2 separate regions of the Homo sapiens genome follow, and region 1 is linked to region 2. The links are chromatin loops, found by intact Hi-C in ENCODE. Cell type or tissue: mammary epithelial cell. All regions are shown on one strand. Each heading gives the region's core, and the rest is flanking DNA. Links, peaks and the distances in the headings are about the cores only.

Region 1 (16,754 bases), core at 4,984-12,983, 100 kb before region 2:
CACTCACTGATTTTTGTTCAAGAACTGCAAAATCAGTGAGAAATGCAATGCTTAATAAAAAAGACAGGCTGGGTGCAGTGGCTCACACCTGTAATCCCAGCACTTAAGGAGGCCAAGGCAGGCGGATCACCTGAAGTCAGGAGTTCAAGACCAGCCTGGCCAACAGGGTGAAACACCGTCTCTACTAAAAAAAATACAAAAATTAGCCAGGCGTGGTGGCAGGTGCCTGTAATCTCAGCTACTCGGGAGGCTGAGGCAAGAGAATTGCTTGAACCCGGGAGGCACATGTTGCTGTGAGCTGATTGCACCATCGCACTCCAGCCTAGGAGACAAGAGCAAGATTTCATCTCAAAAAAAAAAAAGTACAGTCCAAAGAGTGTGAATCCAGTGGATATGGTTTCTCTTGATCTCAAAAACGTCAGGAGGAGGCCAGGCGCTGTGGCTTATGCCTGTAATTCCAGCACTTTGGGAGGCTGAGGCAGGCGGATCACAAGGTCAGGAGATGGAGACCATCCTGGTGAAACCCCGTCTCTACTAAAAATACAAAAAATTAGCTGGGCATGGTGGCGGGCGCCTGTAGTCCCAGCTATTCAGGAGGCTTCGGCAGGAGAATGGCGTGAACCCAGGAGGAGGAGCTTGCAGTGAGCCAAGATCAAGACACTGCACTCCAGCCTGGGAGACAGTGAGACTCCCTCTCAACAACAACAACAACAACAACAACAACAACAAGTCAGGAGAAACAAGAAGAAACTAAGAAAGAAAGAATATCAAGTAAATCTTTAGCCAATAGAGATTTAATACAAATAGAAAAATTGTAAGTGCTGACTTTTATAATATTAATATATCACTGAACTTTTGAAATTGACACAGTAGTCACTAAAGAAAGCTCAGGAGACATGATTTATTTAGACATGCAATATTTTCTAGATTTGAAAGGTTTTTGTTAACTCCCTCACAAGAGACAAAAGATGCGACCCATAGATAGAGTGGTAGGCAAGAACAGCTATTTATTTTACAAAGGTCTACGAGAGGGAAGCATTGTTCTAGTCAACAACCAGCTCCTAGAGTATAAAGGTTAGCAGTTAGAGCTACTGGTTAAGGAAGACTGATTGTATCAATTCCTTCTCTAATGACCAGGCAGAAGTGACAGATTTTAGGGTGGCCAAATCTGCTGAGAGCACAGTGGTGTTTATGCCAGAGAAGACCAAGGGAAATAACTAAAAGGTTCCCTGAAACCCAGCTCTAATCTGGGGAACAGATGAATGACTGCAAAATAATGATGCATGCATTGATGCTCTTGAGAGGCATCCTCTAAGCTGGGGCCAGGCCGGGCATTATCCATCTGTTCAACCTCCCAGGAGAAGCTCTGGACCTCACTGGGGACAGCATAGGGCAACACCTGGGAAATGTGAATCTGTGGTTACAGACAGGGAGAGGAACTGAAGTTGTCTTAAGGAAAGAATAATACAGAAAAAAAAAAAAAAGGCCAAATGCTTGGTGCAAGACCAGCCCTCAGCAATTATAAGGTTTTTGTCTGGCTCTGCCTCTGAGTGGTGGCATTTTGACCTGAATAAATCTGGGAAAATTTGTAAACCAACTTGTGTCATCCAAGTGCCTGGAGCAGTACAAATGGAGGCACACAGGCAAGTCTCGATGTGAACTGAAAATATAATCTTACATCTGGTTTGGCCAGCTTAGCTGTTATGGGCTGGAAATTTGTGCTCCCACCCTCCACATATATATGTGAAAGCCCTAATCCCTAGTGTGGCTGTATTCAGAGATGGGACCTCAGAGGAATAAACTGAGGTCAAATTAGAACATCAGGGTAGAACCCTGAACCAATAGGATTAATTTCCTTATAAGAAGAGACACAAGAGAGCTTGTTTGTGCTTTTTCACTCATTCATGCCCCTCCCTGTCTCTCCCTGTGCTGAGGAAAGATGACAAGAGGACAGAGAGAGAAGGTGGCATTTTTCAGGCCAGTAAGAGTCCCCTCGCAAGAAACTTAACTTGCTGGCATCTAGATTGTGGACTTCCAACATCCAGAATTGTGAAAACATGTCTATTGTTAAACCATCCAGTCTGTGGTATTTTGTTACAGCAGCCCCAGAGGACGAATATAATGGCTATATGGGAAAAAGATGCTGGAAAGCTCACTGCTTCTAACTAGGGGTGTACCAAGGAGTGGCAGACAGTCAGTTCAAATCCATAAACATTTTAAAATTCATGAGTTACAGTGATAATGCAAATAGGAAAAGGATTCAATTCCCTGCTCTCAGAAAATTCTCAATATAATTAGAAAAAATGAGACCCTAAGAATTAAACATAACAGAATGTGGTTAGAGTTATGCCACCACAGGAAGCCCGGGGCAGAGTGATGGGGTCACGCTGGAGCTGACAGTAATTTCCTGAACAGTTTGCTCTTTGAGATGGGGTTAGGTCTTTGGAATGTTTCACATTTTAATGGTTTAAGATAATTAAGATCACATATTCTGAAATGTTTTCTCCCACACTCTTGTGGTATGTATTCATTTTCTCTAAAACATTTAGCTTATTATTTTCTTTTTAAATTTTTTGAAGAGAAAAATTTTTAAAATTTCCACATGCCCTTGATAGTACTAACTATAATATATAATGATTGATTGATAGATAGATAGATTTAAATCTTTTAAAGCACACGTTATCTCTTAAGGAATGGAATCCTTGTAATAGCCCATGTGGGTTGCGAAGTAAGGCGTGACTGTCCTCTGTAAGAATGAAGATCACTTGGTGACATCTGTAAAGTCACACAGCAAAGTCAAGGCTGCTTAAGGCTAAATCAAAACTTTCCTATCACAGTCTGAACACCTGTTCCCTAAAGTGTTTAAAGTCATCTGAAGTCCTTTAAAATGTCAGCCTGAGGGAGAGAAAAAGGGAAGGAGAGGGGAATGGAGAGAATAAAACAGAGAGAGAGACACAGGTAGAGACACAGCGGTAGAGAGAGCCTGAAAGACAGATAGGTGGAGAATCAGTCTGCGCTCTGGTAATTAAGTAACTTCCTCAAGAGAAGAGAAAGTTCCTCAAGAGAAGAGAAAGTTGCCAAAAAGAAAGGGGCTCCGCTACAGCGCCCTGGGCACCTTTCCTTCCCAGCAATCCTTGAGGCTATCAGTATTTCTCTGTGTGATCCTGTGATGAAAGTCCTGTCCTTTATACCCTAAGCCTGAGGAGGCAAGGACAGCCTCTGTCTTTCTTTGATTGCCCTTCCTTGGGCCTGCTGAGAGCCCTATACCTAGAAGGTGCTCGGGAGATATTTGCTCAGTGGGCAAGGGACAGAGAGAAGGGCTCACCAGGTGTGCACACTTGCACAGGTAAGGACAGCAGCTTGAGGGGCTCCATTCTGAATCTATGAGCTGCTCACATTTGCCCAGTGGGCCCGGGGAATACACACTCACAAGTAAGTGTGCCAGCTGGAGAGGCTCAGTTATGGACTGGGTGCTTATGTCTCCCACAAATTCACGTGTTGAATTTTACCCCCAAGGTTATAGTATTAAGAGGTGAGACCTGGAAGGTGATTAGGTCAGGATGGTGCAGCCCTTATAGAAGATGCTCCAGGAGCTCTCTCTGCTCTCCATCATGGGAGGACACGGTGAGAGGATGGCCCTCCACAAGGCAGGAAATGAGCTCTCACCAGACACCATCTGCCAGGCGCTTCATTTTGGACTTCCCACTCTCCAGAACTGTGAGAATTAAGTGCTGTTTAAGTCATGGTATTTTGTTAAATCTATGTTTTTGTTGTTGTTGTTTTTATTCTTTGTGTTTTTTTTTTGAGATGCAGTCTCGCTCTGTCACCAGGCTGGAATGCAATGGCACGATCTCAGCTCACTGCAACCTCTGACTCCCTGATCCAGGTGATTCTCCTGCCTCAGCCTCCCACGTAGCTGGGATTACATGCACATGCCACTACGCCCAGCTAATTTTTGTATTTTTAGTAGAGACAGGGTTTCACCATGTTGGCCAGGATGGTCTCTAACTCATGACCTTGTGATCTGCCAGCCTCAGCCTCCCAAAGAAGTCTATGGTATTTTGTTATAGCAGTCTGGACTGACTAAGGCAGGCCTGATTCTGAATTTAGAGCAACATTTTTCATGAACTTCTAGTCATTTTGACTCAACTTCTGACACATACATTTTTTAGCCCATACTCATAGGGATAGGTCATTTTTAAAGTATCTGAAGCTTAATTCAGACAGCCTTTTGAAAGAAAAGAAATATAAAATGAACACTAAAAAAGTCCAGTAGAAATGTGGATTTTAGTTTTGGAAAAGAAATCACAACAAACTTCACTTTAAAAAATCTGATAGAAACTATATATCTAATAATTTCAAGGAATAACAATATTTGTGTTAACTGCCAGACATGTCTTTATTATGTTTCTTATTTGTGTATACTTTGACTTTTCTATCATATGATAGCCTTTTTTTATTGCCTGAATAGAAAATAATTGTTAATTAAGGTTGATTTATTTATATCAATTACAGCTTGTTATGTATAATCAGATGTAAATGTGTGTTTTTTATTTGTATCAATTACAGCTTGTTATGTATAATCACATGTAAATATTTGGTATTTTTGTCAAATTTTGGAACACTCCTATCAACTTTCATTCATGTATGAGCTAAGAGATTAGGATAATTAACTCCACAGACTAGCTTTACCGTTCACGTACTTCAGGGGCCATGCTCTGGAGGACAGCGCCTCTGATCTTGCCTCTTCACATCAGCACATTAATGACATGACACATGGACGTTGAGGACTCCCGTGCTACTGCAAGATGGCCCACAGAAACTTTACTGCACGTGGCAGTGTCTGCAAGCCACATGCATGCATTTCTCTAAACCTAAACTAAATCTATCCCAATCTCAGTTTCCCCTTAGAACCTCCCAGAGATGCCCATAGCCATTCCAACATCACCTACCTCCAGGGAATATGTGATATAAAGAAAGTTGGAGAAAGTTTTAACTGCAGCTAAAATCATTTAATTGATCACATTTTAGAAAACCACATGACCATGTGGGAATGAGAACTCCTGATGCTCCTGAGACTTTAATCTGAGGATACTCCATCTCTGTACTCCTAGGTGCAAGGTTCAGGCTGGATAATTGGATGCCAGTGTTGACTAAGGCAGCTGTGGATGATTCCCTTTCAAAGGACCTGGACATCCTATGGCAGAGAGGAGGTGTGGGCTGAGTTTTGCTAGTGTCTCTGTCCATTACTGTTTGGGTGATCTGGGGGCTGTTTGCATTTACTATGACTCAGTTTCTCATGTGTAAAATGGGGATAATAAGAACATCTTAGATTACAGGTTTATCTTGATGATTATTGAGTTAATCCATATGACACTAAGAAAAATGCTTGACTGCCTAGCAAGTGCTCAACAAATATAAGTCATTGTTATTATTGCTTTTATAAAATCTGAAAAATGATGTAAATAACCTTTAAATATATGATACTTTATTAAAACTCCTTGTGGCAATTGGGATGTTGAACATTCTTTTAAATCCCATAGCATTTGAATAAAGGAAATGTGATTTCAAACTGAGTAAATACCAGAACAGATATGTTTCCATAGCAGGGAAATGGAGAGTCAGGTTGGTCAGAAGTCTATTTTGGGGATTGATTAAGGGTTCCGTAAAACACAAGCAAGTTATGATTATCCATAACAGAAGTGCCATTGTGAAGACTGATTCTCCATTTAGATCCTTGGTTGCTCTGTTCTGTGGAGTACAGGAGTACATGGCAACTCCTTAGAGCAAAGTCGTTTCCTGGCTTCCCTGGAAGATGGAAGGAATTGTTCAAACACAAAATACTCTTTTAGCTCTTATGAAGAATGGCTTTCTGTACATTTAAGGTAACATTCTCATTACTAGATTGTATTGTTGAAAAAAAGACAGTGAGGTACTTCAATTTTTTCAAAAATTATGAAAAAAATGTATTTTCCTTGGTCAGTAGTCATGGTTGTTGTTTATCTTGGGCTCTCTGCTTTTGTGATCAGAGAAGGAAAGAGTTTGGCAGGTAGCTTTTTGCTTGTTATGGTAATAGTTTTTTTCTGGTATATTTTTCTTTTACCAAATGAGATAATGTTGGGAAACCATAAAAGGTAAAAAGAACAGAAATACAACCTCTGAACTTTCCTTCAGAAAATGGAGGGTAAGGTCGTTAACAGACCACACAAGCTACTCAAGAATGAGAAGAAAAATCTGCCAGCAAAAACGTATTTCATACCAGGATATGCTTTTTCCCATTTGATCATTGAGTTTGATTTTTCACTGATTAATATTTTTTCAAAAGTTTTACAGAAATTATAAATGGGAGAGTTTTTCAAATATACCAAACTTCAGATGGTGGGGATGGTAGGAGTTCCCAAAGCATTTTACTGGGTAGAGAGGCTACTAGTGTGAAATATATGAAAGAGTTAAGTCAGCTGGAACTGAAGGGCACAAGTTTTATTTGCAGTAAGATCCTAAAATGATTTGGTAATATTTTATTATTTTATTTTATTTTTTGAGAGGAGTCTCCCCCTATCGCCCAGGCTGGAGTGCAGTGGCGCGATCTCAGCTCACTGCAAGTTCCGCCTCTTGGGTTCACGCCATTCTCCTGCCTCAGCCTCCTGAGTAGCTGGACTACAGGCACCCGCCACCATGCCCGGCTAATTTTTTGTAGTTTTAGTAGAGACGGGGTTTCACCATGTTAGCCAGGATGGTCTCGATCTCCTGACCTCGTTATCCACCCGCCTCGGCCTCCCAAAGTGTGGGGATTACAGGCATGAGCCACCACGCCCGGCCTCATGATTTGGTATATTTTAATTGCACACAAAAACATAAATACAGAGCATCTTTTGCTGAATCTGGTGTTTGAAGGTAATGGAAAAATAATTTTTTTAGAAAACAAAGTAAATGTAAATGTGTTTTTACATATTGTGTTTCAGCCCAAAGGGAGAGCTACCAATAACAGAATCAAAAGTCTAGAAACTCATGACCAGCCAATACTGAAGTATTTGGAATGTTCTTGCATGGATTCCATTTTTCCCATAGGGTAGAGCCATGTCCACTGCCACCTTGGTGACCAGGGGTGGCACCAGTTTCCAGGCAGCAGAGCTGATTGCCAATCCAGCCTTGGCTGTCCAGTGGTGGGGCCTTAGTCAGATGACCAAAAGCCATGAGATGAGAATTTTTTTGAGAATGAGGGTGAGGATAGCCACCACACTGAATTGTGGAAGATCAGTCTAGGGATGTAGGTAAGACCCATGATCCTGGGCCTAGAAAGAGCCTCGCTGATTGTTTTGAAAGTGAAACAACTGGAACATTTTTGAAATAATTTAGTTTGTGTTTCTTCTTCCAATTATCTTGATTTGACAAGTGACCTCCATTATATGAAGACAAGAAGATATGACTGAATGAGAAGAGAAATAAGAAAAGAGAAGCATTTATTTGGGTATTTCTTAATAAATGCTGAACACACCTTGGCACAGGCATTTTTAAAGCCTAATAAAACGTTTAAAATGTCTATCATGCTGGCCCTCATTAATCCAGCCATTTTCCCATGTCATCTCTGCTTTTATAAAAAGGTTTTCAGAACCGCTCCCTACACATGCAGTGATTGTATTACTGTGTTCAAAGACATGGCTACGTGATGCCATTCTTCCATAAATTCAGAGTTTACTCATGCACATTCACATGTCATATCCAGCAGACATGCCAACATTCTCCGACCCAGTTCACCCTGAGGGAGTGGCAGGAGTTGGTTGGGGTGGAACAGATGTGCTCATGCAGCTGAGGGCACTAGCAAGGTCACCAAACTTAAATGAGTTTATTAATTACCAGTGAGCAGCCCCACTCTTTGCTGAGTGTTTTCAGGTGTGCAGGACTACTTGAGGATTCATGTGGTGTGGAAGATCGAAGTCTACTCTGTGCAACTTTGGGGAAATGATCAAGGAAAAGTATTCTCAAGGCTTTATTGTGAAGTGGCTATGCCCATCACGAGGGAAATGAAGAATAATTGGCCACTTGCCTGAAAACGCAGGAATGGAGCAAGTACTTACTGAAGGGCAGATGTTGAAAATCGGGGTTGTACATTTTATGCAAAGGAAAGAGTATTAGCCAATGAAAAGGTATGTAAATGCTTGTGGCATGTTGCAGTGGCTGGTAGTAAAGAGGTGAGTCTGATAGGAATGGAGCTTGTTTATGGGGAGAGAAGAGAAGAAAAGAAGGAAGTTAGCAAGATCAGGAGGAGCCCTACAATGAAAAGCTTTAGCTATCTTTCCAACAAAACAAAAAGAAAAAAACAAAAACAACTTTTATTCCTGAACAGTGATTTTGTTCAGTAGCACTTCTTTCTCTTGAAAACAAAACAAAACAAAACCAAAAAGTGAACCACAAATATGTAGAACAGTTAAAGGTTAAAGGTGGAGCTGGTATGGCTTTGGTGTGAGACAGGTGTGACTTTCTTTGCTATTATCCATGGCCCAGGGATTTAGATTCCCTAGCAATCTAAATCTGTAAATCACATTGTTGCCTCTGGAAGAATTGGCACCCTGGAAGCCATCACCGGGAAGCCATAGTCCATTCATAGACCCGATGCAATAACTACAGCACAACTGCGTGAAAAGGCAAGAACCACTCAACCCCTTCTCCTTCACCCTTAGTGGCAAGTCCCGCTTTTCTGGGGGAGGGGCAAGTACCCCAACCCCTTCTCTCCATGTCTCTACCCCTTCTCTGCTTTTCTGGGGGAGGGGCAAGAACCTCTCAACCCCTTCTCCTTCATCCTTAGTGGCAAGTCCCGCTTTTCTAGGGGGCAAGAACCCCAAATCCCTTATTTCTGCACCCCAACCTCTTATCTCTGCACCCCAATTCCTTATTTCCATGCCCTGCTTCACACGAACATGAGTGAAATTTGGTGCCATGACTTGGATCAGGGGACCTCCCTTGGGAGATCAATCCCCTGTACTCCTGCTTTTTGCTCTGTGAGAAAGATCCACCTATGACCTCAGGTCCTCAGACTGACCAGCCCAAGAAACATCTCACCAATTTCAAATCCAGTAAGTGGCCTCTTTTTACTCTCTTCTCCAACCTCCCTCACTATCCCTCAACCTCTTTCTCCTTTCAATCTTGGCACCACACTTCAATCTTTCCCTTCTCTTAATTTCAATTCCTTTCATTTTCTGGTAGAGACAAAGGAGACACGTTTTATCCGTGGACCCAAAACTCCGGTGCCAGTCACGGACTGGGAAGGCAGCATTCTCTTGGTGTTTAAAAATTGCAAGGACGCCTCTCTGATTATTCACCCACGTTTCAGAGGTGTCAGACCATGCAGGGAAGCCTGCCTTGGTCTTTCACCCTTAGTGGCAAGTCCCACTTTTCTGGGGGAGGGGCAAGTACCCCAACCCCTTCTCTCCATGTCTCTACCCCTTCTCTGCTTTTCTGGGGGAGGGGCAAGAACCCCTCAGCCCCTCCTCCTTCACCCTTAGCAGCAAGTCCCACTTTTCTAGGGGGCAAGAACCCCCAATCCCTTATTTCCATATCCCGACCTCTTATCTCTGTACCCCAATCCATTATTTCCACACCCCAACCTCTTATCTCTGAGCCCTGATCCCTTATTTCTGTGCCCCGACCTCTTATCTCTTTGCCCCATCCCTTATTTCCGTGCCCCAACATCTTATCTGTGTGCCCCAAACCCTTATTTCTACACCCTGACCCCTTTCCCACTTTTCTGGAGGGTAAGAACCCCCAAACCCCTTCCCTCCGTGTCTCTACTCTCTCTTTTCTCTGGGCTTGCTTCCTTCACTATGGGCAACCTTCCACCCTTCATTCCTCCTTCTTCTCCATTAGCCTGTGTTTTCAAGAACTTAAAACCTCTTCAACTCACACCTGACCTAAAACCTAAATGCCTTATTTTCTTCTGCAACACCACTTGGCCCCAATACAAACTGACAATGGCTCTAAGTGGCCAGAAAATGGCACTTTCAATTTCTCCATCCTATGAGACCTAAATAATTTTTGTTGAAAAATGGGCAAATGGTCTGAGGTGCCTTACGTCCAGGCATTTTTCACACTTCTTTCCTTCCCTAGTCTCTGTTCCCAATGTGATTCCTCCCAAATCCTTCTTTCCCTCCTGCCTGTCCCCTCAGTCCCAACCCCAAGTGTCGCTGAGTCTTTCCAGTCTTCCTTTTCTACAGACCCATCTGATCTTTCTCCTCCTCCTCAGGCTGCTCGTTGCCAGGCCAAGCTAAGTTCCAATTCTTCCTCAGCCTCCGCTCCTTCACCCTATAATCCTTCTACCACCTCCCCTCCTCACACCCAGTCTGGCTTACAGTTTCGTTCCGTGACTAGCCCTCCCCCACCTGCCCAGCAATTTACTCTTAAAAAGGTGGCTGGACACTGCTGCTGATACCCAGGCAAACGGGGTCTGGAGGAGACCTCCAGCAAACTCCAACAGACCTGCAGCTGAGGGTCCTGACTGTTAGAAGGAAAACTAACCAACAGAAAGGACATCCACACCAAAAACCCATCTGTACGTCACCATCATCAAAGACCAAAGGTAGATAAAACCACAAAGATGGGGGAAAAAACACAGCAGAAAAACCAGAAACTCTAAAAATCAGAGCGCCTCCCCTCCTCCAAAGGAACACAGCTCCTCACCAGCAATGGAACAAAGCTGGACGGAGAATGACTTTGATGAGTTGAGAGACAAAGGCTTCAGAAGATCAAACTACTTTGAGCTAAAGGAGGAAGTTCGAACCAATGGCAAAGAAGTTAAAAACCTTGAAAAAAAAATTAGACAAATGGCTAACTAGAATAACCAATGCAGAGAAGTCCTTAAAGGACCTGATGGACCTGAAAACCATGGCACGAGAACTACGTGATGAATGCACAAGCCTCAGCGGCCAATGAAATCAACTGGAAGAAAGGGTATCAGCGATGGAAGACGAAATGAATGAAATGAAGCGAGAAGACAAGTTTAGAGAAAAAAGAATAAAAAGAAATGAACAAAGCCTCCAAGAAATATGGGACTATGTGAAAAGACCAAATCTACATCTGATTGGTGTACCTGAAAGTGACGGGGAGAATGGAACCAAGTTGGAAAACACTCTGCAGGATATTATCCAGGAGAACTTCCCCAATCTAGCAAGGCTGTCCAACATTCAAATTCAGGAAATACAGAGAATACCACAAAGATACTCCTCGAGAAGAGCACCTCCAAGACACATAATTGTCAGATTCACAAAGTTGAAATGAAGGAAAAAATGTTAAGAGCAGCCAGAGAGAAAGGTAGGGTTACCCACAAAAGGATACCCATCAGACTAACGGCTGATCTCTCTGCAGAAACTCTACAAGCCAGAAGAGAGTGGGGGCCAATATTCAACATTCTTAAAGAAAAGAATCTTCAACCCAGAATTTCATATCCAGCCAAACTAAGCTTCATAAGTGAAGGAGAAATGAAATACTTTACAGACAAGCAAATGCTGAGAGATTTTGTCACCACCAGGCCTGCCCTAAAAGAGCTCCTGAAGGAAGTACTAAACATGGAAAGGAACAACCAGTACCAGCCACTGCAAAAACATGCCAAATTGTGAAGACCATCAAGCCTAGGAAGAAACTGCATCAACTAACGAGCAAAATAACCAGCTAATATCATAATGACAGGATCAAATTCACACATAACAATATTAACCTTAAATGTAAATGGGCAAAATGCTCCACTTAAAAGACACAGACTGGCAAATTGGATAAAGAGTCAAGACCCATCAGTGTGCTGTATTCAGGAAACCCATTTCACATGCAGAGACACACATAGGTTCAAAATAAAGGGATGGAGGAAGATCTATCAAGCAAATGGAAAACAAAAAAAGGCAGGGGTTGCAATCCTAGTGTCTGATAAAACAGACTTTAAACCAACAAAGATCAAAAGAGACCAAGAAGGCCATTACGTAATGGTAAAGGGATCAATTCAACAAGAAGAGCTAATTATCCTAAATATATATGCACCCAATACAGGAGCACCCAGATTCATAAAGCAAGTCCTGAGTGACCTACAAAGTGACTTAGACTCCCACACAATAATAATGGGAGACTTTAACACCCCACTGTCAACATTAGACAGATCAACGAGACAAAGTTAACAAGGATATCCAGGAATTGAACTCAGCTCTTCACCAAGCAGACCTAATAGACATCTATAGAACTCTCCACCCCAAATCAACAGAATATACATTCTTTTCAGCACCACACCACAGCTATTCCAAAATTGACCACATAGTTGGAAGTAAAGCTCTCCTCAGCAAATGTAAAAGAACAGAAATTATAACAAACTGTCTCTCAGACCACAGTGCAACCAAACTAGAACTCAGGATTAAGAAACTCACTCAAAACCTCTCAACTACATGGAAACTGAACAACCTGCTCCTGAATGACTACTGGGTACATAACGAAATGAAGGCAGAAATAAACATGTTCTTTGAAACCAACCAGAACAAAGACACAACATACCAGAACCTCTGGGACACATTCAAAGCAGTGTGTAGAGGGAAATTTATAGCACTAAATGCCCACAAGAGAAAGCAGGAAAGATCTAAAATTGACACCCTAACATCACATCATTAGGGATCTAATGACACCCTAGAGAAGCAAGAGCAAACACATTCAAAAGCTAGCAGAAGGCAAGAAATAACTGAGATCAGAGCAGAACTGAAGGAAATAGAGACACATAAAAAACTTCAAAAAATCAATGAATCCAGGAGCTGGTTTTTTGAAAAGATCAACAAAATTGATAGACCGCTAGCAAGACTAATAAAGAAGAAAAGAGAGAAGAATCAAATAGACGCAATAAAAAATGATAAAGGGGATATCACCACCGATCCCACAGAAATACAATCTACCATCAGAGAATACTATAAACACCTCTACGCAAATCAACTAGAAAATATAGAAGAAATGGATAAATTCCTTGACACATACACCCTCCCACGACGAAACCAGGAAGAAGTTGAATCTCTGAATAGACCAATAACAGGCTCTGAAATTGAGGCAATAATTAATAGTTTACCAACCAAAAAAAGTCCAGGACCAGATGGATTCACAGCTGAATTCTACCAGAGGTACAAGGAGGAGTTGGTACCATTCCTTCTGAAACTATTCCAATCAATAGAAAAAGAGGGAATCCTCCCTAACTCATTTTATGAGGCCAGTATCATCCTGATACCAAAGCCGGGCAGAGACACAACCAAAAAAGAGAATTTTAGACCAATATCCTTGATGAACATTGATGCAAAAATCCTCAATAAAATACTGGCAAACTGAATCCAGCAGCACATCAAAAAGCTTATCCACCATGATCAAGTGGGCTTCATCCCTGGGATGCAAGGCTGGTTCAACATATGAAAATCCATAAACATAATCCAGCATATAAACAGAATCAAAGACAAAAACCACATGATTATCTCAATAGATGCAGAAAAGGCCTTTGACAAAATTCAACAACCCTTCATGCTAAAAACTCTCAATAAATTAGGTATTGATTGGACGTATCTCAAAATAATAAGAGCTATCTATGACAAACCCACAGCCAATATCATGTTGAATGGACAAAAACTGGAAGCATTCCCTTTGAAAACTGGCACAAGACAGGGATGCCCTCTCTCACCACTCCTATTCAACACAGTGTTGGAAGTACTGGCCAGGACAATCAGGCAGGAGAAGGAAACAAAAGGCATTCGATTAGGAAAAGAGGAAGTCAAATTGTCCCTGTTTGCAGATGACATGATTGTATATCTAGACAACCCCATCATCTCAGCCCAAAATCTCCTGAAGCTGATAAGCAACTTCAGCAAAGTCTCAGGATACAAAATCAATGTGCAAAAATCACAAGCATTCTTATACACCAATAACAGACAAACAGAGAGCCAAATCATGAGTGAACTCGCATTCACAATTGCTTCAAAGAGAATCAAATACCTAGGAATCCAACTTGCAAGGGATGTGAAGGACCTCTTCAAGGAGAACTATAAACCACTGCTCAATGAAATAAAAGAGGATACAAACAAATGGAAGAACATTCCATGCTCATGGGTAGAAAGAATCAATATCGTGAAAATGGCCATACTGCCCAAGGTAATTTATAGATTCAATGCCATCCCCATCAAGCTACCAATGACTTTCTTCACAGAATTGGAAAAAACTACTTTAAAGTTCATATGGAACCAAAAAAGAGCCTGCATTGCCAAGTCAATCCTAAGCCAAAAGAACAAAGCTGGAGGCATCACGCTACCTGACTTCAAACTATACTACAAGGCTACAGTGACCAACACAACATGGTACTTGTACCAAAACACAGATATAGACCAACGGAACAGAACAGAGCCCTCAGAAATAATGCCTCGTATCTACAACTATCTGATCTTTGACAAACCTGACAAAAACAAGCAATGGGGAAAGGATTCCCTAATTAATAAATGGTACTGGGAAAACTGGCTAGCCATATGTAGAAAGCTGAAACTGGATCCCTTCCTTAAACCTTATGCAAAACTTAATTCAAGATGGATTAAAGACTTAAATGTTAGACCTAAAACCATAAAAACCCTAGAAGAAAACCTAGGCATTATCATTCAGGACATAGGCATGGGCAAGGACTTCATGTCTAAAACACCAAAAGCAATGGCAACAAAAGCCAAAATTGACAAATGGGATCTAATTAAACTAAAGAGCTTCTGCACAGTAAAAGAAACTACCATCAGAGTGAACAGGCAACCTACAACATGGGAGAAAATTTTTGCAACTTACTCATCTGACAAAGGGCTAATATCCAGAATCTACAAAGAACACAAATAAATTTACAGGAAAAAAACAAACAACCCCATCAAAAAGTGGGCAAAGGATATGAACAGACACTTCTCAAAAGAAGACATTTATGCAGCCAAAAAACACATGAAAAAATGCTCATCATCACTGGCCATCAGAGCATTGCAAATCAAAACCACAGTGAGATACCATCTCACACCAGTTAGAATGGCAATCATTAAAAAGTCAGGAAACCACAGGTGCTGGAGAGGATGTGGAGAAATAGGAACACTTTTACACTGTTGGTTGGATTGTAAACTAGTTCAACCATTGTGGAAGTCAGTGTGGCGATTCCTCAGGGATCTAGAACTGGAAATACCATTTGACCCAGCCATCCCATTACTGGGTATATAGCCAAAGGGTTATAAATCATGATGCTATAAAGACACATGCACACGTATGTTTACTGCGGCACTATTCACAATAGCAAAGACTTGGAACCAACCCAAATGTCCATCAATGATAGACTGGATTAAGAAAATATCACACATATACACCATGGATACTATGCAGCCATAAAAAATGATGAGTTCATGTCCTTTGTAGGGACATGGATGAAGGTGGAAACCATCATTCTCAGCAAACTATCACAAGGACAAAAACCAAACACCACATGTTCTCACTCATAGGTAGGAATTGAACAATGAGAACACATGGACACAGGAGGGGGAACATCACACACCGGGGACTGTTGTGGGGTTGGGGGAGGGGGGAGGGATAGCATTAGGAGATATACCTAATGCTAAATGACGAGTTAATGGGTGCAGCACACCAACATGGCACATGTATACATATGTAACAAACCTGCACGTTGTGCGCATGTACACTAAAACTTAAAGTATAATAATAATAATAATAAAAATGTGGCTGGAGCTAAAGGCATAGTCAAGGTTAATGTTCCTTTTTCTTTATCCCCAATCAGATAGCGTTTAGGTCTTTTTCATCAAATATAAAAATCCAGCCCAGTTCATGGCTCATTTGGCAGCAATCCTGAGACGCTTTACAGCCCTAGACCCTAAAAGGTCAAAAGGCCATCTTATTCTCAATACATATTTTATTACCCAATCTGCTCCTGACATTAAATCAAACTCCAAAAATTAAATTCCGGCCCTCAAACCCCACAACAGGACTTAATTAACCTCGCCTTCAAGGTGTACAATTATAGAGTAGAGGCAGCCAAGTTGCAACGTATTTCTGAGTTGCAATTCCTTGCCTCCACTGTGAGACAAACCCCAGCCACATATCCAGCACACAAGAACTTCCAAATGGCTAAATCACAGTGGCCAGGCATTCCTCCAGAACCGCCTCCCCCAGGAGCTTGCTGCAAGTGCCAGAAATCTGGCCACCAAGCCAAGGAATGCCCGCAGCCCGGGATTCCTCCTAAGCCGTGTCCCATCTGTGCAGGACCCCACTGGAAATCGGACTGTTCAACTCACCTGGAAGCCACTCCCAGAGCCCCTGGAACTCTGGCCCAAGGCTCTCTGACTGACTCTTTCTCAGATCTTCTCGGTTTAGTGGCTGAAGACTGATGCTGCCTGATCGCCTCGGAAGCCCTGTAGACCAACACGGACGCCGAGCTTTAGATAACTCTCACAGTGGAGGGTAAGTCCGTCCTCTTCTTAATCAATATGGAGGCTACCCAGTCCACATTACCTTCTTTTCAAGGGCCTGTTTCCCTTGCCTCCATAACTGCTGTGGGTATTGACAGCCAGGCTTCTAAACCTCTTAAAACTCCCCAACTCTGTGCCAACTTAGACAATACTCTTTTAAGCACTCCTTTTTAGTTATCCCCACCTGCCCAGTTCCCTTATTAGGCCGAGACACGTTAACTAAATTATCTGCTTCCCTGACTATTCCTGGACTACAGCTGCATCTCATTGCCACCCTTC
Region 2 (16,754 bases), core at 3,338-11,337:
TTATATCAAGTACTGTGTTAGCCGTGTTCCTATGTAACAAAGAAATGTATTATAGCAGATACACCTATAACAAAGGAACCACAGAAGGTAACGATGCATCAGCAGAAAGCAGTACTGATTCTGACTGTGAATGAGACTTCCTGAAAGAAATACATGGCTACTCTATCTATTTATTTGAAATACTTAATTGAAAAACAAAAAGTGAAGACATTCAAAGTGCACAATGCGATGATTTGATATAGGTATACATTGTGTAATGGTTATCACAGTCAAGTTAATGTACACATCCATCATCATCCCTGCTGTACCTTACACCCCCAGGACTTGTTCGTCTTATAACTTGTTCTCAAATTTGTACACTTTGACCAACATCCCCCCATTTCCTCCCACCATCATGATCAGATATCTCCTCACACCAGTTAGGATGGCTATTATGAAAAAACAACAGGAGATAACAAGATTCACAAAGGTGTGGAGAAAATGGAACCTTTGTACCTCATTGGTGGGAATATAAACTGGTGGAGCCATTATGGAAAATACTATGGAGGCTCCTCAAAAAAAGTTAAAGTTAGAGCTCTCATGAGATGGAGCAATTCCACTTCTGAATATATATCCAAAGGGAATGAATGAAATCAGTGTGTTGAAGTGATATCTGCACCCTCATGTTTATTGCAGCACTATTCACAATAGCCAAGTCAAGGAATTGATATGGTTTGGATTTGTGTCCCCACCCAAATCTCATGTCCAGTTGTTATCCCCAGTGTTGGAGAAGTGGCCTGGTGGGAGGTGATTGGATCATGAGGGTGGATTTCCCCCTTGCTGTTCTTGTAGTAGTGAGTGATTTCTCACAAAATCTTGTTGTTTAAAAGTGAGTAGCACCTCCCACTTTGCTCTCTTCCTACTGCTCCACCCATGTGCCTGTTTCCTCTTTAGCTTCTTTCATGATTATGTTTTCTGAAGCCTCCCGGTCATTCTTCCTGTACAACCTGTGGAACTGTGCATCAATTAAACCTCTTTTCTTTATAAATCACCCAGTCTCAGGTAGTTCTTTATAGCAATGCAAGAATGGACTAATACAGGAATCAACCTAGGTATGCATGGATGTATGACATAATAAAATTGTGGTATATATAAGCACAATAGAATATTATACAGGTTTCAAAAAGAAGGAAATCCTGTTCTTTGGGACAACATAGGTGAACCTAAAATAAGCCAGACACAGAAAGGCTGCTCCATCTTAACTGCACAAAACTGGAGCATGGAAGGGCATGAGCCCAGGAATGGGAACAACTGAGCATGGGAATTTGCTGAGATCACAGTCTGTTCATACAATGGTGGGAACTCAGGCTGGAAGAAGAACTAGGAATAAGATTGTGAAGGGCCTGGAGAGTCCTGATGGGGATTCTCAAACACAGTCAAGTTTGAGAACCACTGCTTTTCTCAAACACAGATATCTTCTGTTTTTGTTCACTCTGGGCACGAGCATGCTGCAGGCAGAGAGCATTTGTCAGGTTTCACTTTCTTTTGGGTACTCTTGTCAGGACGTTGCTGCATATTCATTGCCCTAACAACCCTATGAATTAGGTGCTGCTATTACGCCAGCTTTAATGATGAGGAAACTGGCAGCGGGTGCAACTTGTATAAGTGACAGAATGGTTGTGGGTAGGGCCAGGACTTACATCTAGGCTTTCAGTGGCCATGATACCCATGTGCCTGGTGAGCCTGGGTTTCCCAAGGTTGGTCTGAGCCCACATCATACAATGAGGTCTGGTTTTTCTCAAGCAGTTTATAGAATACTGGTTCAATTACAGTCATGGTAAAGTGGCTCCATATTAAAAAAAAATACCTGTTTGTGATAATACAGAATTCTAGACCCTCCTCAATAAAGTGCTTGTGAAATCTCTTAGCTGAATTTAAATAAGAAAGAAAATGATCTCTATTCTGATTGTTCTGACCAGAATTTATTTTTCACATCTTCTGATCTTGTTTTCCTGCAACAATAGACTACTCATGTTTTCTAAGTTTTGGGTTTCAGAGCCCCTTTGTATTCTTAAAATATTAATGAGTTTTCCAAAAGAGCTTTTGTTTATAAATGTTATGTCTATTTATATATTCCATATTATAAATATAACATGCACACAAAATCACATTTGTGAATATGATCTCCAATCTCATACGAAGTATGGCTTAAGTATTAAGAAGCAGCCAAACTCAAAGTGTCAGCTGTAACTTTCCCAAAACTCTAATTTTCACTTGAAAGCTCAGATTTTATCATTGAAAACATGTATTATCAGCTGTTTCCCTTGGTGCTAATGGCTTACTTTATACATTTTAAAGAAAAAATCTGCCAAATATTTATGTTTAAATAACCATAGTTTGTCTGCCCTTCTTTCAAATATAAAAGGTGGTTTCTGGAAAAAATGGCTTGTACAATTTGCAACTCAAGTAATCACACAACTGACTTATCTTGAGATAATCACTGAATTTCTCATTTTAACAGGTAAAATATTTTTAAAAGGATGAATACTAAAGGGTTGAGATTTGATAATTGTGATAGTTAATAAAGTGTCAAATTGATTGTATTGAAGGATGCAAAGTACTGTTCCTGGGTGTGTCTGTGAGGGTGTTGCTAGAGGAGATGAACATTTGAGTCAGTGGACTGGGAGAGGCTGGCCCACCCTTAATCTGGGTGGACACTATCCCCTCAGCTGCCAGCGTGGCTAGGAAAAGCAGGCAGAAGAAGGGGAAAAGAGTGGACTCGCTGAGTCTTCCCGCCTTTACCTTTCTCCCATGCTGGATGCTTCCTGCCCTAGAACATCAGGCTGCAAGTTCTTGTCTTTAGACTCTTGGACTTACAGCAGTGGTTTGCCAGGGGCTCTCAGGCCTTCCACCACAGACTGAAGGCTGCACTGTTGGCTGCCCTACTTTTGAGGTTTTGGGACTCAGACTGAGTCACTACTGGCTTCCTTGCTCCTCAACTTGCAGACTGCCTATCTTGGGACTTCACCTTGTTATCATGTGAGTCAATTCTCCTTAATAAACTCCTTAATAAATGTGCATGTGAATTCTATTAGTTCTATTAGTTCTGTCCCTCTAGAGAGCCCTAGTACATTAATTGTAATAATTTTTGATGCATTCGTTAAGTATAACTTATTTGTTTTCTTTAGTGGGAGTATGTGGTGGGGAGGAATATAACTGCTGCCTACAGAGTTTTGTGCCATTGCCTTGATCCATAAGCCACCATTGCTTTTTGCATCATCAATAAAAACATCAACACAATTCTGGGATAAACCAAGGTATCTCAAAATGGTTATTTGATACTTGGAATATTTCAGCACCACTTGATGTTTTTGTTAGGCACTCACATGGTAGAAAATATTTCCCGATGATTGTTTCTCATATTGGACCAATGCAAGCAAAATAACAAGTCCCGCCACATGTACACATTGAGCCATTTGTAAGGCAAAGGGAAATTCTGTTGACGAGATATTACCCTGAGACTTTGGGTTTTCAGCAAAATGCTTGAATCAACAAGTTACTGTATGGTGGGAAAGTGGCCCTGGTTCTTATGTTGCATTTTCATCCAGCAGGCATTCAGCAGTGTGCCTCAGCTATTGCATGTGGTCCTTCAGCCAAAACAATGCAATAGCTCACCTTGGAAAATGCTGCCCTCGCTTTCTTATTTGTGGTATGCAAGTCTGTAACAAATAATTATTCATGGATCTGAAAGAGTTCATCATAGCTCTGGTTAGCATATTCAACTTCCTTTTCTTTATTCTTTGATTGATTGATCTCAAAGTGATGCTACGACTTACCTGGTACCATAACATTATTCAAAAGGTTCCATTGCATAAGATTATAGTAAATTATTAACATTTATAATGCCAGCAGAAAATAGCTTTCATCATATTTCAATTTCTTATATATAGTTTTACCCATTTTTTAGTAGAGTATGTCCTTTAATAAGTTAGAGAACTCTCTGATAAGTCAACTCTGAAGAGTCTCTTTAGACATAGATGATAGAAGTATTATAATCCCTTCTAAAGCCAATGCTGAATCCTTGAATAGAATACAAATTAATTATCTTGTATTTTACAATAATACATTACTAGGTTCTAAAATAAATAATAGTATAAATAAACTTAAAAAATTTAAATATGTTTTCCAAAAAGTTATATTGCAAAATGAGACAAAAATTATACTTGCTTCTTGTGTTTCTCCGTACAACTAAGAAAAATCACCAGATTTGGGAAAATTACGTACTGAACAGTAATGAGGCTAAAGAAAATTTAGCAGGTATAAACAAAGATAGAAAGAACAAGATGGTAGGAGTACTGAGAACAAACTAGTTAATCTCTGACACTGAACGTAAGAATACTCTAAATGTAATACATTAGAATGCTCTAGAATACACATGAATACACAGACACACATTCTGTTATCAGACTGATGATGACATCACATGATGTATCCTCCAGCGAACTCAAGTCTAACTACAACAGAATGAAAGTGGAAAAGGCAAATAATGTCATTGAATTCTTTTTGCTTTGATGTTGCATACTGCCTGGAAGAGACACAGGATCTCTCTGGGGTCTTCAGGTCCCATTCTGAAGACCTCTCATTTTCCACTATTTTTGATTACTTCTCCTTAGAGGTAAGTGTGTCAATCTCCTTTTCCTGGGAATGGTAGAGTACAACATGAAAACAAAATTCACCTATTAAGCAGGACACATATTTTGTGACATTTTCTGTGTAGCACTCATAAAACTCTCTGTCAAGGAAGAGAGGTTTCAGGGCCATGGGATCTTCTTCCTAAAGGGACATAATAATTCAACTGCCCTAATTTTATAGATAATGAAAGTGAGTGCCAAAAAAGAAATTAATATTTAAAAATCACGGCCAGCTGGATGAGGAGGTGAAACAATTGGCCCAGTTTTACTTTTGTCTTGCTTGTATTAATTGTAGTATTAAACATATTTCAAAGTACATTCATGATTCTACCTAGAGTATAGTTTATTTAGTGTTCCCTTAGGGTACATATGCAATGAACTACAATTTAACTATCTATCTCCCAAAACACTCCATTAGCCATGCACAGAAACACTGTTTGACCTAAACTTAAAAAGTAAAATAAAATCCTCAGCTTCTACTTCAATTAACCGTTGACCCTGTTGTACATATGATAGAACAATAGCAGGATTCGACTTGATGCATCTTTCTAACCTCAGGATTTAGTTGACTGCAGAGGAGGAAGTCCTCACCTTTCTTTTATGACCTAGTCCTATTTAATTACCCCTACTCCTGAATACATTTTCTCTGTTATTACTCATTATCACTACACCATACTAATTTACTGGCTGCTCAGAATAATCAAAAGTCTTTAGCATGCATACTCTGACCACCAAGAAACTCTCACTTTGCAGAAAATTCTTCCTGGATGGTAGAGAATGTCCTAGCAACCAAAACATGGTACTTTTTGGTACCACTTCATTTAGCCAGGTCCACCACTCCTCCCTGTTGCTGAGCTCTGCCTTTCTTTCCCCAAAATATCCTAATGACTAAATAAGACATGCATGTAAAATCCTTAGCACGATGCCTGGCAAACGCTAAGTACACAATTTTTGTGCACTATTACTGCCTCATTTTTGTGAAGATGTAAAGGTTACTGTTCTTATCTCTCCATGGAGTTGGCACAATTTCTGTGTGATGTCTACAGAAGGGGTTTTATGTTTTCTGTGTCATAACTTCGCCACCCTGGACATATCTTTATCTACTCTTCCTGTTACCTGGTATCACACACCTTAGATTAATATTTAAGTATAAGTACATATGCTTAATGTCACACATCTGACATATTGTGTTCAGAATTTATATTAAGCTATAAATATCACCTCTGAGAAATCACAGTATTCTGAAAATCTATTAAAACATTCACATCATAATATCCAAATTGTGTAGTATTTGTTTTTCCCAGTTATGAAAAGTGTTCCTCAATGCATGCAACTGAGATACATTTAAATCAAAAATTCAATCATAAATATTTAATAATAACAATACATGGATGAAACAATTGCTTGTCCATTTGGATTTGTAAACCATTTTGAGGAATACCATCTAATGAGGATCTATACTTTAATTGCATCTTACTAAACCAGGACTTCTGAACTCGGCTGAGTTACAAATCATTATACTCTTGTTTTGAAAGACTTTCATTGCTGCCAACAAATCCTTGTCATAAATAAGATAAACTAGAAAGTAAATTTTTCCAGGACAACATCCTCTTATGACATTCAGAATAGATTTAGTTGTTTTATGATAAATGTTGAAGTAAATACCATTAAATAGTCCAGTTTTCTGTAGTTTCAAATTCACTACATGAATATTTCTTTTGTTCCTTTTCAACAATGAAACAGAATCCCTGCAGTAGAGTCATGCACTAGTACTGAACAAGAAATGTTTTGGCAAAGACGAAGGCATGCTATATGATGGAGAATATAGTATTTTACCAGGTGAATGGCTTTGCTGAGAGGTCAGTTCATCAAACTTCCACTCCAGTGGGCCACCTGTCAAGTCATTCTGAGCTACAGAAGTTGGGCATCCCTTAGCTGGTTCAGATGCCTCCGGTGGTTCCACGTCACTGGAGAGAAGAGTGCTAAAGCTCTGGATAGGAAGAAGGACAGGCCCCTTTGTATGTTCCAACTAAGGAGATACTCTCCTCAAGCACAAGCTTTGTGGCTCCAAGGAGTGACAAACCCATATCCCCTCTTTCATCTCATGCCCAGGTGACCAGGTGCCTGGAGGTGGGCTGGTCTCCTTTTTGCCAAAGACATGCAGGATGTTCCAAAAGATCCAGTCTAAACCCAGCCAACCATGAGTCATGTGCACTCTCTCTGTGACACTGGGAAAGTCACCTATCCTTCTCAATTTCTTTCTTACAGAGGAAAAATATCTCCACTTTAGAGTTGTTGGGGTGGACTCTCTGCTGCCCCCGGTGGAGAGAAGCTGAACTGCTCCTATGTCTCCCTCACTCTTGTGCCAACCCTAAGGAGGCGCTAAGAAGTCTGGAGCTCTAAAAAGCGCTCACAGAAAACAAAGAAATAAAACTGCAAGCTTTTCCATGGAGATGCTCCTTTTGACGTTTCCAGACCTAGCACAGGGCATCCTGCATACTTCCACTACCTGTAGTCACGGGACCTGTGTCCAGGGAGGCACCGAGGGAAGAGAACACAGAGATGAAGGATTCCAACAACTTTTTCCCTGAATTATCATTTAATTCTTACTTCTGTTCTGTGATGGCTGGTCCCATCATCCTCATTCCATAGATGAGGAAATAGAGGTTAAAGAATTCTTCACCTCCCCAGCGACTTCTCTACTGAGGAGAGAGCAATGAGTTACAGAGAGGAACAGTGCTGCTTTGCTGTGGGGTCTCCCCAACTCCTTTCTCATGTCCCCTGGTCATGGCAGGTAAATGGGAGAGAAACCCACAGCCATGGCACTCCTGTCACCACGGTACCCCATGCAGGGAAAGCCAAGTGGCTACAGGTCGCCCGGAGTAGTAGGAGGAGTAAATAATCTGATATCAAGTGCTTTCTTATAGTCTGTTAAACAATTGTTGAATCTATGTTTTCCAGCAGAAGTACGTGCTTTTAAGCCGTGGTTTTTCCAGGAAGTGCTGACATTAACGTATATGACTATGTGTTTTATTCTTACACACAAACACACATAGCAATATCGATCTATTAATAATTGAAGGAGATTTGAAAAAAAAAGTCCAGATTCCATCCTACTGTCCAGTTTGATTTAAATGTGAATTCCAAAAAGCTAACATCATAACCAGACTAAAATAATAACCTCTTGCTTTATGTAAACTTTGAACAGATGACACATTGAATACCTGTGACTCAGAAATTTTTAATTTAAACTCTATGTTGTAAATTCAGCTTCCTAATAGGCCTTTGTGCCTCTACAGTGGTTTAAGGTGACTCACATCTTTCCCATAAATTATTTCAATTCAAACTCTCAAAAAATTCATTAAGTAGTGAAGGTAGGTGTTCGGTTTGTGTTGCTTTAAATAAAGACACTGAGGTTTTGGGAGGAAAATGTGGCCGTAACTTTTCATGCTGAATTTAGAGTCCAGGTTAACATATTTTCTACTAAAGCATGATGTATAGATGAGATAATCTGACTGAAATTAAGATTAGGCAGTTTGCTCTTTAAGTTTAATAGTTACAAGTTTTGTAGTTCACTAGAGGAATCGTGTCACTAATAAAAATATAAATTGAAAGAAATCAAATTGTATCATATAAAATATTTAAAATATAATTACTACTTTCAGTCTCTATTGTTTTGGGAACCCATTTGCTGTCAATGGTGGACAGCTGTGGGATTTTGCTTATACCAGGGAGTGCCCGTTTCCAGATTTTTCTGTCCTGTTTCCCTCTTTGTGAGCTTTGTGGTGGTGAATCATCCGTGCCTTGCCCCTAGTAGACATCATTCCATCATTGCCCAATGCGGAGCTCTGGGGTTAATGAGCAAACTCCACGTGCGAGACTCTGCTGCAAGCGCTCCAGGTGTATGCACTCATTTGATCCCCACGCAAAACAACCCTATGAGGTAGGCGCTATTATCATCATATTTTACAGATGAGGGTCTTGGTTGAGGTTAATTAAGAAGCTGAAGTTACATGACCAGTTAGTGGCAGGACGTGGTTAGAGCCCAGGTGTTCTGGATCCCCATCTCTTGCCATTAACGTCAGTGCCACACAGCCTGGCCTGTCACAGTGCCAGGGCGAGCTGTTGCATACACCCACAAAGGCGCTACACTTGCAGAATGACCCAGTTGCTCTTGTTCATTCTGAAAATAGTTTCAAAGTCAAACTACTTGTTCTGAAACCATTTATATTGATTTTGATCATATAATTTAATTTTGTAATTTGTAAATAGACAGGTTCAAATTAAGAAAGGCATTATCTTATTCAATTATGCCATGTTTAATAAAGAATACTCTGCCCAATTATCAAAGTAATGAGAGAGAAGATGAATTAGTTTGTCCACTTTCCCAGTGGGGCACAGTTGAGGAGTAAAACCTCAGTGGGTAGAGAGGGGCAACTAATCTCCTGTGGCCACTGTGTTATAGGGCATGATACTGTGCCTCCCTCCCTCAAGAAGCCTAGTGTCCAGCCGCTGGGAAGCCAGGCATCTGAAGTTGAATAACACTGTGGGACAGCAGGTGAGGGGGAAACAACCTCTGAGGGAGAACGGCGCAGAACAGAAGTGCGCTTCACAATGAAGGCAGAGCCCATGGAGTCTGTAGCAGGCAGAGGCCTTCGTGAAGATGCAGGCTGCAAACTGGGCTTCCAAGGTCCGTGAGTGCTGAGAGGAGGGTGAAGCCTGCCTGGCAGGGAGAGAAGCAAGGACAGAGGCGTGGATTGTTGGGGTAATGCATAGTGATTGGAAGATGTATAGAGATGGCTTCACAGAGAAAGGCAGGACCTAGGAGAGAAGTTCAAGATGAGATTAAAGGGTAAACGGGAGCCCAGTTCAGGAGGAACTTGAATAGTAGACTGGGTGAATGTTATTTTTTGAACTTTTAGAAAAAGAGGAGAACACAAATAGTTCTTGCATACCTCCTATGAGACAGTCATGGTACTTAGTGTTAGAAATACAGTCTCATTTAATTTTCATAAATCTTTAAACAGAGAGGTTTATTGCCATTTTACAAAAAAAGGGAACTGAGGTGGAAAGATGAGAATTAATGTGCCCCCAGTTCTTGCCAATTGGTACAAGCCATACATTGTGAGCTCCACTTTGCCTTTTTACACTGATGGAAGTTGAGACACTTCATCTGTGACTTTGGGAAGATGTGTGTTGGTTCAACAAGTACCTTGGAAATGTGACCAGACAAGAACCAACACATTTGGTGGCTGAATTCTAAACACATTTTCCAGGAATTTTGCTGATATACAATTTGAAAGAGGCCTTTGAAAATACGGAGTTGTTTCATTGCCTCTTACTTCTGTAAGAGTAGGGCGTTCCTCTGGCAGGCTTCCAAATGGAATGCATTTTAAATCACTGCCACTGGCTGACTTCAATAATGCCTCAGGGAAAGAAACTGGAGACCAAAATTCTACTCTATAATTAGTTCAAACTCTTCTGACAAGTTATCTTTCCATAATAAATCAGAGAAAGCTGGAAGCATGATAAATTTAATTATAATTGATTGTGTGAGTATTGTCATTCATTTGCATATTGACCATGTCCCATGGAATAATTTTTCTTACCTACTTAAGTGTTAAGACCGAGGAAGAGTCAAATTATGGAAACATCTGCCCATAATTAAAAGGGAAGCTGCTCTTTGGGACAAGGTCTGCTATGTAAAGTCAACTTCTACCAGGCACTTATCTCTATCACTGTACATTGTCCACATAATTAGAAACAACCTGATTCTCTCAGCTTGGAGGGCTTGTCGAACAAGTGGGAGTATTTCCAGCAGATTGAAGGTAGAACCTACTGCTAACTGCTTAGTGAGGGAGTAAAGAAGTGACCCTGAGGTCACACCCTGGAGATACAAGTGCCCCACTCGCCTTGGTGCTGATGGGTTCTCTTGCTCAGTTGGGCCATAGGGGATCCATACTCTCTGTCTCTTCAGTCCCCGTGGCACAGTCCAGTTCCGAGCAGGGCTGTTTCCCTGAGTATGGAGTTATCAGGACCCGGGACTCGAAGCATTCTCACACCTGGGGATGCAGAGAGCTGCTCCTGAGCATTCTCCCAGGGGAGCAATGGGAACTTCCCATGAAGCCAGTGGGAAACTTCTCTTTATATTTCATTGGCCCAGATGCTGCTAGGTCTCCCATCCAGATCTCAACACTGGCAATGAGAATGGACTAAATCTTGTTGTTTAGATTATTTGGGGGGACACACCTACAAAGGGTTGTGAGTTATTGAATCAATATTTGAAAAAATATCTAGAACAAAATAAGGGTGGTAGAAGGGTTGCTAAATGAGTGAATGGTGAATAATGAATGTGTGGATAGAACCTGCTTCTGATAAATTACCTGAATATAAAGACCACTTGAATAAAATTAGAACTGGTAGGAGGAACTACTTAAGAAATAGATAGGTACTCAGTAGGCAATAAATTACATGTATATGCATGTGCCTGTCTCTATATGCGTGTGACTGTGTGAGTTATTAAAGAGAGAAGAAACTAACTAGTGCTATTTATTTAATTGTTTTTGGTGGTGCAAATGGTACGGGAGCCAGAGCTTCATTATCAAAGAATAAAGCAGCACCATCTCCGGCTCCTACCTTTTTATTTAATGGCTCTCTTTCTGGTTGTGAAGGCCTGAGGCTTTGAGGATGAGTTACGAGGGGGAAATAGTTTCTGTGCTTCCAGCTCACTGGAGGCCATTGTCCTGAGTTTTCTAGACCTGAGATGGCTGCTTAGAGCTGAGGCAGCAGAAGTGACTGACTCAGGATAGGAGAGAAGGCTGTCTCTGAACTTAGGGCATGAGAAGGATGGGAGATTCTGAAAGTTCTGGGATGCATTGAGTTGATGTGCACTGTGATCGAATGCACAAAATCAGGAGGCTGAACTCAAAGGTGTTTGATAAAAACCCATGGTTGCCACAGAGAAGGGAAACCCTTGATTCTAATGGAGCACACACGCTCCATCTCTGTCTGCAGCTCTAAGAGGACATTGTGAACTTAGTTGAGATCATTGCCGAGGCCGGCTTATGGCAGCACAGACCAGCAGGATCTTGTACAACCTGCACGGGGAGGGAGCAGTGAGTATACAACAGGAATAGTGATTGAGACTGGATTTCCCAATTCCTAGGCAGGCGAGGGTCAGAGCAGATTTAACTTAAGTGAAGTAGAAAAAAGCAACTTTTGCCACAGCAAGTGTTGCAAGACAAAATGCACATGTAACTGATTTTATTCTTAATCCAGTACACCATGCTCGGCACTAGAAACGACAGTGTTCCATGATTGGTTAAGTGCACTCCCAACACTCATCTTCTGACGATCAAATTAACACTAATGGCACCATACTTTAGAAATGACTATTCCTTTTTTGATATGGTTTGGCTGTGTCCCCACCCAAATTTCATCTTGAATTGTAACTCCCACAATTCCTGTGTGTCCTGTGAGGACCTGGTGGGAGGTGATTGAATTATGGGGGTGGGTCTTTCCTGCACTGTCCTCTTGATGGTGAGTGAGTCTCATGAGATCTGATGGTTTTAAAAACGGGAGATTTTCTGCACAAGCTCTTTCTCTTTGCCTGCTGCCATCCATGCAAGATGTGACTTGCTCCTCCTTGCCTTCTGCCATGATTATGAGGCCTCCCCAGCCATGTGGAACTGTAAGTCCAATAAACCTGTTTATTTTGTAAATTGCCCAGTCTTGGGTATGTTTTTATCAGCAGCACGAAAATGGACTAATACACTTTTAAAGTAGTACATAGTCTTATTTAGCTTCCAAAACAACATTTAAGGAGAAGTAGGGCAAAAAATATTATACCTATTTTAGGGAGGAGAAAACTGAAACTCTGCTTGAGTGATTTACGCCATTGGCAGTAGTGAGATTTGAGCATGGGTGATTGAATTCCAAGGTTAGTGGTCTTTCTCACTGGCCTATCTACCTCTGTCATATTGTCTTTCCAATTCTATTATAAAACAATAACTGCAGGAATCAAGCTGGGATATCCATTTTTATTACTTGTGTGAGTGTAATGAATGAATGAATGACTTTGTTGCTAATGACTCCCCAGATGGGCCCCTGTCAACCTCTAATAATTGAAATTTACATTTATTGTTGGTGAAATCTAGGTGCTTTCAATACAATGATTGCTTGAGGGAAGAAAGAAAAGCTGACCTCTCTTACCACATAATCTGTTTTTATGGCTGTTTTCTTCATGGCTTCCAGCCCTCTATGCACCTTTTATTTTATCTGAGTAATATTCATTTCAATGAATGGTTCATTTATTATATTATAAAATATTAGATGCTTCTTTCTAGAAGCAACGTTGTCTTACTTTTCCATAGATTTATTAGTGTGAGTATAAATTGCTCTGGAATATATTTTGAGCATCTTTTTTTCATCATTCGCATAAGATGCCAGTAATTTATTCTCTTACATGTAACGAAATGACAAAAGTATTTTTAAAAATTCTCATTCCATGATAATGTGTCATTCAGTGGTCTGTTATGGGAATATCTAATAATTTACAGAAAGGCATCCAGGGTAGATGAAACAAGAAATTAAGTAAAATAAGATAAAACAATTCTCCCACCTCCAACATACACATGCATATCAAAGCTGGTCACTCTGCAGACATAGACAGGTGCAAAGGCTTTTTCTCTAATTGGTAGAATCAGGAATTTAGTCCCATGCCTTGGGACTATATAAGAAATGATCTCGTCATGAGGTGTGGCTTGCTTTGTAAGATTATTATATGCTGCCCTAAAGTAATAGTAGTTTCAAACACTTGTCAGTGTATCTAGGCAATGTCCAAGACATCTAAGCTGATAAACTTGCTCCTGAAACAAGAAAATTGTTTAAAATTCCCACTATTTATTATGCATCAGCATAAAATTTTTTTTTAGAATATGTGGTGAAGAGAGAGTAGGATGCAATCAAGCAGTGGATTTGGGGATAGGATGGGGCAACCCTAGATTATGTGTTTTCTTCTCCTGGGGTCTCAGTGCTAGTGTTTCTTTTCTGTGAATTTCCTGACACTTGTCTGTGTCTGGTATATTTTAGTGCCCTGAGAGTTCACATAACTTATCTCAAATTAAGTGACTTAATTGGTAAGGTGAAGGATTCTGGTGACTTTAATTACCAGTTACAGGATAATGATAGGTTTAAAATTATATTATAGGTTAGAGATATAAAATTATAATTATATAACTATAGATGTAGGATCATATTTCCAGCTTAGATACCTTTATTGAAATATAGACAGAAATATTCAACCATCAACTGGATATCTTTACCCAGATATACTATAAGCACCTCAGTCTCAACATGTCCACAGTGTATCTACTCACTTCCCCACCCAAATAATTCTTCCTTTCATAAGCCCCTCCTGGGATCATAGCATGTCCATTCACCTTGTCTTCCAGGCCTTAAGACAGGAATTTCCAGGGATCTTTGATTCTTCCCCTTTCTTAATAGACATGCCCAGTGTCTGTGGCCAGTGCACTCTACTCTCCTGACCCTTCAGCTGCTCTGTCTCATCTTAGTTCACACTCTCGTTGTCTCCCACTAGGACGATTGCAATGAGCCCCCAACTGTTGCCCCTGCTTCTAGTCTCCTTCTCTGTCACTCTACCCTGACAATGAGTATCTAAAACTCATTCCTGATCATTCTACTCTCCTGTTAAAAACATTTCTCTTAATTTTCAATTAAGTAAAATTTTAGTTTAGGATGGATATAAAATTTTTTTATGATCTAGTCTAAGCCAACCTCCACAGTGTAATCACTGTTTTCCTCCATAAACTCACTTCGGAATTTCCTATACGCTATGCCCCTTATAAAAGTTTTTTTAATTGAGGTATAATTTACATACCACAAAATTTATCACTGTAAAGTGTACATATCAGCTATTTTTAGCACACTCCCAAGGTTGGACTACCATCAGTACAATCTTTTTTTAGAAAAATTTCATCACTCTGCTTTCAAAACAAGCCATGCTCATTAGCAGCCACTCCCTATGTCCCCCTCCTTTTGCCCCTGGCAACAACTAACCTACTCTGTCTTTATAGATTTCACAGAAGTGGAATCATACAATTTGTGGCCTTGTATACCTGGCTTCTTTCACTGAGTGTAATATTTTCAAGGTTTCTTCATGTAGCATGTATCAGTACATCACTCATGTTTATAGCTGAATAATATTCCATTGCATCAATAGAACACATTAAAAAGTGTTTTATTCTTCAGTTGCTGAACATGTGTGTTGTTTTCTTCTTTTGACTATTATAGTAATACTATTATGAACATTTACGTACAGGTTTTTGTCTAAACATATGTTTTCCATTTCTTTGGGTATATACTTAGGAATGGAATTTTAGGGTCATGTGGTAACTCCATGTTTGAGGGTTTGAGGAACTGCCGAATTGTGTTCCATACAGGTTGCATCACTTCAGATTCAGCAATGTAGCCAGCAACATATGAGCATTCTGACTTCTCCACATCCTTCCAAACACTTATTATTTTTCACGTAAAAAATTATTATAGCCCTCCTAGTGGATGTGATGTGAGATGGCATTTTGTTACAGTGTTGATTTGAATTTCCCTAATGACTAACAATGCTGAGCATCTTTCATGAGCCAGCTGTGTATCTTCTATGGAGAAATGTCTATTCAAACCTTTTACCCATTTTAAAGTGTTTAAATAAATTTTATGAATAGACCTTAGTTTTTGTAACAATTTTATGTTGACAGAAAAATTGAGCAGTTAGCAGTTTCCATATTCAATTCCCCTACACATTCTTGCACACAGTATCTCCTATTATAAACGTCTTGCATTAGGACAGTACATTTTTCATACAATATTATAAATCATTAACTAAAAGCCATTATGTATTCAGATTTCTTTAGTTTTTACCTTTTTTTTTCTTTTCCGAGATATAGGACATCATGTTACATTTAATGGTTATTATGTCTCCTTTAGCTTCTCTTGGGTGTGATATTTTCTCAGATTTTCTTTGTATTTGATGACACTGACAGTTTTGAGGAATACTGCTCATGCATATTATGGGATATCCGTCTATATTAGAATTTATCTGATGATTTTCTGATGGTTAGATTGGGATTATGGGCTTTTGGGGGGAAGATTACAGAAGTAAAACACCATTTTTATTGTATCAAGGGTCCATGCTTTAAACATGACTTATAACTGTTAATACTGACGTTGATCACCAGGCCAATGTAGTGTTTATAAGGTTTCTCTTTTGCAAAGTTACTCTATTTATTCCTTCTTTCCATATGGCAGTCTTCGGAAGGAAGTCACTGTTTGCAGCTCAAACTTAATGACTATAGAGTCATGATTCCTCTCCTTCAGACTGGAGTATGTAAACAATTTATTTGAAGCTCCATATTGGAGATCTGCATCTTCTCCCTATTAATTTGGAATATTAGATTGTAGTTTTCTTTTCTTGTAATGTCCTTTGTTCTGGTGTCAGAGTAACACTGGCCTCAAAGAATGAGATAGAAAATGTTCCTTCTGTTTTTTTGTTAGATTTTATGGTGGATTTGTGTTAATATTTCTTAAATATTTGATAGAATTCAGCAGTGAGGTTATCTGGTCCAGCATGCATCTTTTCTTTGTTTCTTGATTAGTCTAGCTGAAAGTTTGTCATTTTAATTTTTTTTCAAAGAACAGAATACACTTTAGGGTTTGTTGATTTTTCCCAGATTTTTAGTTCTCTATGTGGTTAATTTCTGCTCTAATTTTTATTCTTTTCTTTGCTTTCTTTTGGTTTAGTTTGCTTATATTTTTCTAATTTCTTTCTTTCCTTTTTTGTTACTATAGAGACAGGGTTGTGCTCAGTCACCCAGGCTGGAGGGCAATGGCATGATCATAGCTCACTGCAACCTCCACCTCCTGGGCTCAAGTGATCCTCCCACTTCAGCCTCCTGAGCAGCTAGGACTACAGGCATACACCACCACACTTGCTATTTTTTTTTTTTTAATTTTGTTTGTAGAGACTGGACCTCACTATGTTGTCTAGGCTGGTCTTGAAATCCAGGCTTC

What was found. A loop is a pair of places that touch in the nucleus more often than their neighbours do. Peaks named below come from ENCODE experiments on the same cell type or tissue, not always from the same donor. Only the 100,000 strongest peaks of a DNase experiment are listed, where the experiment ranks them.
Region 1: a loop joins it to region 2, with 2.5 times the contacts of the local background. A loop is called at or near these places in 1 of 110 quality-filtered maps.

What each region holds. Positions count from the first base shown.
Region 1 is chr5:9,001,442-9,018,195 of GRCh38, reverse strand. No RefSeq gene overlaps it. Among named protein-coding and RNA genes, the nearest start is that of MIR4636, 44 kb to the left of the region's middle. RefSeq lists an enhancer at 3,378-4,577. In mammary epithelial cell, for the core only: no CTCF peak of the experiment used is centred there; a DNase peak (open chromatin) is centred at 8,105.
Region 2 is chr5:8,898,495-8,915,248 of GRCh38, reverse strand. No RefSeq gene overlaps it. Among named protein-coding and RNA genes, the nearest start is that of LINC02199, 67 kb to the right of the region's middle. In mammary epithelial cell, for the core only: a CTCF peak has its summit at 7,006; DNase peaks (open chromatin) are centred at 7,928, 8,488 and 10,038; H3K27ac peaks cover 3,554 bases.